Linked DNA regions of Homo sapiens: region 2 is linked to region 1. The links are chromatin loops, found by intact Hi-C in ENCODE. Cell type or tissue: heart left ventricle. All regions are shown on one strand. Each heading gives the region's core, and the rest is flanking DNA. Links, peaks and the distances in the headings are about the cores only. Region 1 has its middle 70 kb from the start of ERG. Region 2 has its middle 120 kb from the start of ERG.

What was found. Hi-C counts contacts between places; a loop is a spot of excess contacts. Peaks named below come from ENCODE experiments on the same cell type or tissue, not always from the same donor. Only the 100,000 strongest peaks of a DNase experiment are listed, where the experiment ranks them.
Region 2: a loop joins it to region 1, with 4 times the contacts of the local background. A loop is called at or near these places in 1 of 110 quality-filtered maps.

Annotation. Positions count from the first base shown.
Region 1 is chr21:38,565,529-38,570,907 of GRCh38, reverse strand. It overlaps a transcript of ERG not described here. Among named protein-coding and RNA genes, the nearest start is that of ERG, 70 kb to the right of the region's middle. In heart left ventricle, for the core only: no CTCF peak of the experiment used is centred there; no DNase peak of the experiment used is centred there; H3K4me3 peaks cover 884 bases; H3K27me3 peaks cover 1,439 bases.
Region 2 is chr21:38,617,349-38,622,727 of GRCh38, reverse strand. It overlaps a transcript of ERG not described here. Among named protein-coding and RNA genes, the nearest start is that of ERG, 120 kb to the right of the region's middle. In heart left ventricle, for the core only: no CTCF peak of the experiment used is centred there; a DNase peak (open chromatin) is centred at 2,301.

The DNA.
Region 1 (5,379 bases), core at 320-5,319:
CATATAGAATAATACACATTTTGGAGCCGATGGAATGAGGACTGGACTGAGAGGGGAACCATCTGTATATTAGTTCTGCTCCGTGGTCGCCAGCTGTGAATCCCAGAGATGCTAGTCATGAAAATTCTCTGAGCTTTGCATTCTTATCCAGTTTCATGTCGTGGATAAGAACACATTCTGGCTCAATTCAAATCCTGCTCTGATGTTTACTAACTTGGTGATTTTGTACAAGTTCCTTAGTTTCTTTGTGCCTTGGTCTCATTTTATATGAAACGGAAGCATCTGTTTTGCAGGGTTCGTGGGAGATTAAACGAGTTAGTACATTTAGACCCCACTGAGTACTAAACAATTGTGAGCTATCACTGTGATCTATAAAATGAGGGTGGCGTACCCATCTTAAAGATAAAACATCATCCTGTCTCTGATACCTATGGAGCAACATGAGCATGTTTTACAAAACACTGAGTGGAGTGAAAAATACAGAAAACAGAACGCGCTTTGTAGCACATGCTACTTACATACATAAAAAAGTTATATACTCCTCAAGCAACATCACAGGGTTTTCCAGGGTACATACATACCTAACCATATAGATCACATTGGAGTGGGTGCTTGCCTGTGTGGCACATGCTGGCTAGTTGCTTTGAGAAGTGGTTGGGGATAAGGGAAAAAATAATCATATGCAAATAAAACAAGTTAATAACAGTGATGTTTTTATGTGGCACAGTGGGTCCTCCATGCTGGCAGGAGCATGAGTTTGTACAAGCACTTTTGTATTGGCTTGGTGTTACCTAGTAAAGCTGAAGATGTGCCTAGCCTGTGATCCAGCAGTCTCACCCTGGGTCTGTATTCCCTTGTACCTGAGCACCAGGAGGTATGTATGAGCAAAAACAGAACAACCCAAGTGTCCATCTACAGAAAAGTGGATACATAAACCTATTGTACTCCACCAATGGAGTACTATACAGCAGTGAAAAATAAACTCCAAGTGTCTATCTGTAGCCATGTATCAGTGTGGATGGTTCTCATATGTGAGTAGAAAAAAGTCACAGATTACATACAATATGATTCCACAAATAAAGATTAAAAAGAGGCAACATTAAAAAGCATATTATTCAGAGAAACGTAATATGTGTTGAAAAGAAAAATAAGGAAAAAAAACCACATAACTCAGCATTGGAATTACCTTGTCAGGGAGGGGAGAGTTTTAGGGGAAAGGCATAAGGGGCTTCTGAGGTCCTGGGGCTGACTGTTGTGGACTAGGGAGTACCTGCAAAGGTGTTTGCTTCTTATTCTTTAAATTGCACAAATAGATTATATATCCTGTTTTGTGTGTACTATTTGCAACAAAAATACCAAAAGAAGAGAGAGGAAAAATTAGGTGGCTCATAGTGAAGTCAGTCTTGAGAGGAAGGTACTTTCTAGTTGTAAAACTCATTGTACTTTAGCAAATCATCACATTAGAGATCACTTGGTCTGATGCTGTTCTAGCTGCAAGGAAAGGTGGGAGCTACTGCTGGTCAAGTGACTTCCTTGAAGCTCAGGCTGTGCCTGTTCCAAAGCTGGGCACGGGCCGTTTCCAAGTTGAGTGTGTCCTCCTGCCTTGGCTTTGTGAGTTTTTCCACCGCACCCTTTTGCGATGAGGAATGATTTGGAGACTGCTTCTGACTTGGGCTCGTTTATTCATTCAACAAACATTTAGCAAACCTTCCATGTACCCCACTGGGGGTGGGGGGGGAGGGAGAGAAGGGATCAAAAAGACACAGCATCTGCCACTCAGGGCATGGGTCACCTGTTCTCAAACACTTCGGGCACAGCGAAGCTGCTAGAGAGGGACAGGGGAGCTGCTGCTGGGGTCTGGGCAGGATCTCAGGGGGGCTGCCTGTAGTCTGCACCTTCACCTGCTCCACTGGCTCACCCCCTATCACCCCTGTGTCCTGCCGACAGCATCTATGTTCAGCAGCCGCTGCTTCTGCCTGTAAGCCTCCTGGCAGAGGATCTTCCTGGGATCACACCTTGCTGTCTCTTCCAGGTGAAGCAGGCAGGTGACCCTCGGGTGCTTGATGAGGCTGGGGGTTCATAGGTCCACTCACCTGTAGCAGGCGAGTACAGATGCCTGAAGTTGGACCCTCCATCGACACGTCCTCTGTCCTCCAGCTCATGAAGGGTGTCCAGGCTCAATTCAGCTAAGCTAATCACTAGATACTGCTCCGTAAGATTTTGTGTGAGGATCAGGCACCAACAATGGATGACAGGGGAAACAAAGTCACTGTTCAGGTTTCTAGTTGCTGTTCACATGTGGGGAAGGACTAAAAACCCAGCTTACCCAGGATTTGTTTGTAATTAGGATTTTCACCCCTTGGCTTCCTTTTCCCTTTGGCTTTTATACTTTTGCTCATTTTTATGAGTGTGCTGGGGCCAGATGATCTCAGTGTGAAGCTTGGCTCCACCTGTTACTAGCTGCCTCAGTTTCCTCAGCTGTAAAATGGGAATGAAATAGTGCATCTACCCCATAGAATCACGAGGAATAAATTAGCTAATGAGTTTAGAGCATTCAAAGCGGTGCCTGGCACTCAGTGAGACTTATTATCACATCACATTACGTATTGTCAATATAATAATATGCACACCATGTTAATTATATAACATTAATATTTTTAAACAATATAGCATATTATTAATCTATAATGTTGTATACTAGCATACTGGTGCATATAGCAGTGGAAGGGGAGATACTGTTACATATAGCAGTGGAAGGGGAGATACTGTTACATATAGCAGTGGAAGGAGAAAAGTAAGAAGGGGAAATCTTACGGAAAAAATTAAATTGACCCAGGGTCAGTACTTCCCAAGAAGTGAACTGAAGCACTTCTTTCCCACATTGTTCCACGGCTGCCGCTCTGGAAGTAACGCTAAATATTTCTGACCATAAAAGACGCTAAACTTAAACTCTGTGTCTGTTTCATAGACGGAAGAGTCTAAAACAGTTTCAGAAGTAGCAGCGTTCTGTGCGAGGTCACTGTGAAGCCTGAGAGCCCAGCAGATGAGCCGAGCTCTTTTCAATAACACGAAGCAGATGCAGAAAGCGCCCGAATCTGCCTTGCGAGGAAGGGATTAGGCGATGTCTCGGGGCTGGTGATGATTTATCCCATCGCTATGGCGAAGGGTGGATTTCACGATGGAGCCCCCACTGGCTGACAAAAGACTCATTGAGTTGTAAGCATTTCTCACAGTTTGCAAATCTGATTTATAGTAACTGTGCTTCACAGGAAGGTGAAAGTTTATCCTTTTGAGAATATACTCAAAAGAGACAGAGTTCCCCCGCCCCCAAAGTCTGTCTACTATGAAGCTGATGTAAGTCTTTGATATGCTGCCTATTTTTTCTCAATAAATCAGCTTTGATCAGTTTCCAGCCTGGTTAGCACATCCCGATGAGCCCTGTGACTTTGTGGCCGTGTATAGCTGCTTTTTCGTTTTTTGTACTTTCATTTTTCTGCAGGATGATGGCACAATTAAAATTTCTACAATGAGTACTTTTATAATCAGAAAAATAATATTGCTTTAAAATATCAAGATATTTAATATGGCACAATAATAGAGACCCTGCCTACAGATTTCTTTATGTGCGTGGTCTCGAGCTGGACTGTACCTTCTGTTTCTCCTTCTCACTGGGTTCCTGCACCCCTCAGGGTCGCCATGCTGGGCACCCTCCAGGGCCAGATTCCAATGCGGTGCTCAGTTCCTGTAGCCTTTGGAACGGTGTTCAGCATGTGTGCAGCAGGGTTTAGTGAAGTAGTGAAGTGTTCCCCAGACATGCTGCACAATCCCCCCCCCAGTCTGGCGATTCCTCGTTAAGATTCAGTGAGGCTGACATTCAGTAGGGGGCACCAACTTAATCAGGAAGTGTAAGAGGGGTTTGGAGGAGATTCACAATCACTTCCCAGGAGAATGGGTGGAAGTTGCGCATGGTTAGCCTAGACCCCCTCTGGGGCAGTTTCCCTGAGGAGTTGGTTAAAATGCAGATTCCTGGTATCTAAAGCTTCTTCTCCAGTAAGTTTGGGTTGGAGCCCAGGATGCTGCAGTTCAAGCACCTGAAGTGTTTCTGCGTATCTTGCTCAGATAATTGATAGTTATCAACAATTAACCTAGCCTTAGATAATCGATAAATATTTATAAAAGGAACCATGTTTTTTGTTTCTTTGTTTCTTCATTGAAGGCTGCTGTCTTTTGCGTGGCTTCTGTGAATATCCTAGTCACACCTCTAAGGGTTTAGAGAGCATTATTTGGCCTTGGGTTTCAAAACATCAGCAAGTCTCTTCGGCTCCACTATTTGGTGTCATAGAGCCCAGAAGAGAAGTGACACTTGTTGCTTCTTCCACCTTATAGGAAATTAACTTAGGAATCGGAGTCAATAATTTTGCTTAGGGTTAGCCCCCAGTAGTTGAGTGTTTTAGAGACATCAGCAAGGTTGGCATCACTGTCTCTGACTTAGCCCTGTCTGTGCAATTGGGGGTTGAGGATCATTATCCTCGTTGTAGGACTCAGTGTGGGGCCACTGTTGTGGGGGAAGCAGGAATTGGAGGGTACAGTGGTTCAGGACACTAAATTAGCATTTTCCCATGGGGACACCCAACTCTTTCTTACTAATGAATAGGAAGAAGTCCTACTTATTATGGGTTTTTGCTGGTTTAATCTTCACCTTCTTTTCCTTCTGTGTCTTCTTTACCTTCTGATCGCAAAATCCCATGGTGTATTGGTATGAAAGAATGATCATTGATACCAGATCACCCAATTCTGCCCATCTATACTTCTCCAGGAAGTATCTGAGAGCACTATTTTATCACATTCTATTGTGGTTTTTAATCTTTGCTGATTTGATGGGTGACAATGGAGTTTTATAGATGTTAGCACTTGGAAACTTGTGAGCTTGATCATCTCTTCATACTCTTCACACACTTATCAACAAGTTACGTTATCTCATTTGTGATATTTTTGGATCCAATTTCAATCTAATCATTCAGAATTGCTGGGCTACAGCATGAACTGAACAGATGATGTCCCCGCCTGCATGAAGCTTCCATTCCCGTGGCTGAGATAGAATGTGCTCAAGGGAATAGTTACAAATCAGGTGGTGCTGGTTGGTATTCTCCAGAACAAAGCAGGAGAAGCAAGAGACTGAGGAAGGGAGAGGTAGAATTTTACACGAAAGGTTAGGGAAGGTCATAGGGAGGAGGTGACATTCAAGCTGAGACCCGAAGGGAGTGGGAGCATGAGCCGTATGATCACACGGGGAAGAGTATTGCAGAGAGAGGGAACAGCATGTGCAAAGGCCCTTTGGCAGGAGCTCTCCTGGCACTTTCAAGTAACGGCAAGGAGACT
Region 2 (5,379 bases), core at 235-5,234, 52 kb before region 1:
GGTATTTATGAGCATGTGGTGTGTGTGGTGTGTATGTGTGTGGTATGGTGTGTATGTAATGTGTGGTGTGTATGTGACGTGTGATGTGTATGTGTGTGATATGGTGTGTATGTGACGTGTGTGTGTGATTGTGTGTGGTGTGTGTGGTACATATGAGCATGTGTGCGTGGTGTGTATGTGCGTGGTATGGTGTGTATGTGATGTGTGGTGTGTGTGTGGTGTGTGTGGTATGTATGAGCATGTGTGTGTGGCATGTATGTGTATGGTGTGGTGTGTATGTCATGTGTGGGGGGTGTGTGTGTGTGTGTGATATGTATGAGCATGTAGTGTGTGTGGTGTGTGGTGTGTGCTGTGAGTGTGTGTGTTACCTACTGATGTTGAAAGAGACCTGGGACCCATTCCCTCGGCGCGGCAGAGCCCTGCTTTCCTAGCTGTGAGCCGGCCTTCAGTCCTCTCCACTGACTTGGCCCGGAAAGCAGCAGGGGCCCTGTTTGGTGAGTTACGTTTACACGTGGAGCATGAGAAGGCCCACATTTGGCTAAAAAGAGTACAAATCTAGTCCCCTGCTGAATGAAGGCCTGTGTGGTTGTGCACTGCACAGTGGTGCCTGAGCTGCTATCTGACAGCACGTGGTCACCTTTCCTCCCGTGCATGTCCTGGGACAGCTGGGGCTGCACCTGACCATCTGGGTAGGACTCAGGCTCCTGCAGGCTCCTGGATCAGGCTGCCTTCCTGAGCAGCTGCGTGTGTTTACCTGGAGATCCGAGAGAGCCTCTGTCTCCTGTAACTTCGCACCTTGTGTACTCAGAGTCATCTCGATGTCAGCCATTTTTTCTTCGGAGCAGGTTTTCATTGCTGGAAAGGCATGAGTGGGGACTCAGGGGAGCATCTAAGTAGACTCTGGAAATTCCAGTGGTAAACTCGGAGCATTTTTGTATATTGCCTTGGGCTGAACTTGCATAGCCATCTGGAACTCTCTTAGGCTTGGTGGCCTGATATCTATGAGGGAGACTAACCCTCCTTTCTGGGGGGATCTGCCAGAAGAGATGGGTTTTATTTTTGTATTAGTCAGCTTTTGCTGCAGTAGCAAATGATGGCCTCCAAAAGTCTCAGTAATTTGTAACAGCAACCACTTGTTTGTCACTCAGAGGACTTCAGGTCCCTGGAGCTCTGTCGGACTCAGCTGGGCCTAATGGAGGTCCCTGTGTCTTTTATTCTGGGTCCCAGGTTGAAGGGACAGCAGCTCTCTGAGGCATGCTGCTCTCATGGCAGCGGGGAGATGGCAAGGGGCAAGCAGAAATGCATGATTCCTCTTCAAGTTGCCACCTGGAACGGACACACTTTCACTTTTGCTCACTTTTACTGGTCAAAGCAAGACACCTGGCCAAGCCCAAGGTTCCTGGAGAGGAAAGTGCGCTCTCTACTGCCAGGCAAGCACAAGTCACAAGATGACATGTGGAGCTGCATGAAAGGAGGTAGGACATAAGAGTTGGGGACAATAATCTACACTAATCTGCTGGAATTTATTTATCACAGAAGGGGGTAGTCTGTTGCTTCCTAAGTGATCTCATCCCATCCCATGGCTTCCAATCCCACCTACACCGATGACTCCCAGATAGTTGCATTCCTGGGCTTCCCTTCACACTCAAATTCCTGTATCCAAAATTTTACTTGACGTCTTACTTGGATACCCAATAAGCATCTTTGAAATCCTCCAGTAGTTCGAGTTCTCTCAATAAATGCTGAAAACTGATGGCATCATCCTTCACTTTTTTTCTGGGAAGCCATGAGTAAAGTATGTCTAAGGTCCTTCTTACTGAACAAGGCTGTGCTTGACAGAATGTCTAGAAGGAGCTTCCAAACAGATTCTACTTTCCAAGATTTTTAGACCTGTCTTGTTTTAGGACTAAATTTACCAGCCTGCTGCTGCGGAACCACTCTGCTCCCCACCACACTTGTGTACTGGGAAACTTGATTTAGCCTGGTGGAGAGAAAGCCTGTCCTTGGGCAATAGTGAATGATAGAGTCCACGTTTAGGCCTGCATCTTTCTTTCTCCAAAATCCATGCTTTTCCCACTACACAAATGTCATTGATAATACCAGCTACTCATGGCATCCTTAAAATCTTGGTGATGGGGATATTTTATTGGTTAGGAATCTCTATTTTTAAATGTATTAAAAATTCCATTCCTTACCTGTGAGACAATGTAACCTGTAAAAGTAAGTAAGACCATTGTTCTTTTTTATTGGTCATGTTCAAATTACACTATTGCTCCTTCCTAAGCAGACGAGCTGGCTGCGGGCCTGCAGAGTGTGCTGGGGATTTTGCAGTTAGAAGCCAGAAGTCAGGTTTGGCCGTCATACATGAGTAGGAGGGTTGAATTGGCATTGTTTTTACGTCCTGGGAGATGTGAGCAAGAGCAAAAGAATAAGTCATCGCCTTTCTGTTGCATAACCTCTTCATCCCCACAAACGAACCAAACCAAACCCACACCAGCCATATCAAACCAGATCAGAACAAAGAGCCAAACAGCAGAAGACACTTGCTGAAGGCACTAGCTTATGCTGAAGAAATGCAATAATGATTTATGGACTCTCTGTATCTAACACTTTAAATGTTGATTTACGGAGGAGTCAGAGCCCAGATATTCCAACCAAGTGCAGCACTTTAGCTTGGCTGGCGTTCTGTGGCGTTTCAATGGGATTTTCACTGCATACTTTCCCATTCAAGTGTGCAAAGCATTTCGAGTCTGAATAATACTAAGCACATTCAAGATTCATTCAAAGACTGCAGACTTTGTCAAGTATCTTCTTTTCTTCTGGGATTGATTCAGGCAATTAGACCATAACCTACATGTTTTCTTCCTCTTTTGTTTATGTTGGTATTCTCATAATAACCATGACGAATTATCTTCCAGGATAAAATGAATGCTCCAGGTACTGGAAAGTGATGACAATGATGCTACATTAAGCCACAATGCCATAAATTCACAGATGTGACAGTATACTGAGGTGTGGCAATAGCTGACTAGCTAATTTATGAAGCCGTAAGGCTGGTAATAAATTCTGGCCCTATAAACAGTGTCAGGCAAGGTAGGCTGAAATAGAATAGATTCACCAATACATTGTGTAGGGCCTCCTGAGCTATCCCTGTTAGAATCTCAGAAAAGTGATGCTTTTATGATTGCTAGATCTCCTGTGCCATTTTTTTGGGGTCTTTAAATAAATGACTAAGGGCCACAGTTTTAATTAGCTGCAAGGCCAGAGAGTGAAGCAGGCTAGGATCACAGTGAGATTAAATGGGGGAGCAGGAGGGAAGAGACAGGGGAGGGAGTAAGAGGAATAGAGAGGAGGAGGATGAGGGGAGGGAGCAAGAGGAATAGAGAGGAGGAGGATGAGGAAATGTCTCAGAGAAACACATCCCATGTCTTGGAGAAATATGTGCCCAAGGCTCTTCTCTGGCTCTCTGGATACCAGGTGTGTGGGCTGTAATTCTAGACTCCATTGACTTATGAAGCTGAAGCTCTGAAGTACATTCAGCTTAGTATCTGGACTGGCTGGAGCATGGGGAAGGAAGTCGGTCTACAGGTAGAGTGTGTCATTGACACCATCTTGGAGAAGTCAGGGAAGTGGATGGTGGTAGGTCACAATGACTGTTGGCTTAATGTGAGGTGTCTGACAGACTCAGTGGTCTTCCCACTGAACCCGGCTTTGCATGACCCTGGTTGAATTGCATCTACTTCATGTTTCAGGTCCTTATCCAGGGACTAACTTTGACTTATTGAGTACTTGCTAAATTTTCAGGATTGGGTTCTGCCCTTTAACGCTTAGTTTTCCTAGCAACCCTGGTGGGTAAGTCTAATTTTATTCTCATTTGATAGTTGATGAAACAGAGGCACAAAGTTGTCACTTGAGCAATGTCACACTGCTAGTGAGTGGTAGAGGGGAGCTAGAACCCACATGGATGTGACTAACCTCTGCTCACTCTGTCTCCTGCCCCACAGAGGGTGATGCTGAGAGGTCTGTGTTGTAAAGGAGGCAGTGCTGTTGCTGATGCTATTGACAGAATGGCTACATTACCTACAAACCATTGCCTTTCTCTAGAAGAATCCTATTCTCAAGGAGTTAGTATTAGCCATTTTGTTAAGTTCTGTTTTAAAGTTGTTCCCCCCCAACCTCCCCGCCAAATGAGAGAGCTTGCCTGCTCTTGTCCACTTAGGGACCTTATAGTTAAGGTGTCTTAAGATGTCACCAACCAAACCTTTTGCTTTTGGGGCCAGAAAAGGTCTATTAGAGTCAATCTGCTCCACGTTACTTTGTGATTCTCACTCTGTGCCACTTTATCCTTGTCAGTTGTTATTTTAGGGGCATGCATTGTTTTACCGGTTAATGATCCTGATCTTCCTGTTTTCATTTTTATCTTTCCTGAATGCACCTGTTCGTTCCGAGATGATCATCTGCCCTGTTTCATGACAAGGCTGTTTTCACCACTCAGTGCCTCTTAACAGGATGGTCTTGCTCCTTGCTTGGCTGTCAACTTCTCACTGGGGCTGCATTCTTCCAGATTATTCTGGCTTAGTCTTGCTTTTCCAGACTCTTCTACTTTCTGATCCTACTGTTGATGGTCTGGAAGGCTCTGCTCTCCCCATTCCCATTGTCAAGTGGGCAAAGTTGTAAATGGTACTCCATGACACGTGTGGGCTTGGGCCTACCCCTTATTCATTCTTTTAAGCCTCGTCCTGCCAGGTGCTGCTCCAGGCTGGCCTTGTCCTGCCTGTGGTCTCTTCCTTCTGTCATCTGTTGTCTGGGTCGGTGCCACTGTGGGGGAAAACAAAGGCCTTCCCTACCTTCCTGCCCAGAGACAGATTCCATTTAGTTCTTCTTCAGCAGTGGACTCTAAACAAACCCTTTGGGAAACAAAGACAACAGATATGAACATGACATATCAAATATCAACAATGGGATGGGGATGGTACAGAAACAGCAGGACATCTCTGTACCATCTAAATGAAATAGAAACCTTTCCAGTGACTTGAGTTAGTACTTGGAATAGAAATGAGTTCAGGACTTGTCCTGTTTTATGTTCAGTGAATGTTATATGAAGAGATGAAGGGGTGAGGAAGAAAGGTTAAGCAAGCAGAATGCCTACTATATTTATTTATGCTTTAAACACATCCATTAAGACCCTTGACAATGAAAGCATGGATATAATTTTAAAGAACATTTTGCATTTATTAAACAAAATGTTCTCCTAAATGTCAGTGATGGACTTTAGTGTGTGAAGAATTCCCAACCTTGGGCAGGTCATCCGCCTGCCCTTTCCATGTGGTTAAGGGAGAGGCTGAACACATGGGCTCATTTCAGGATCCTCCTGGAAGT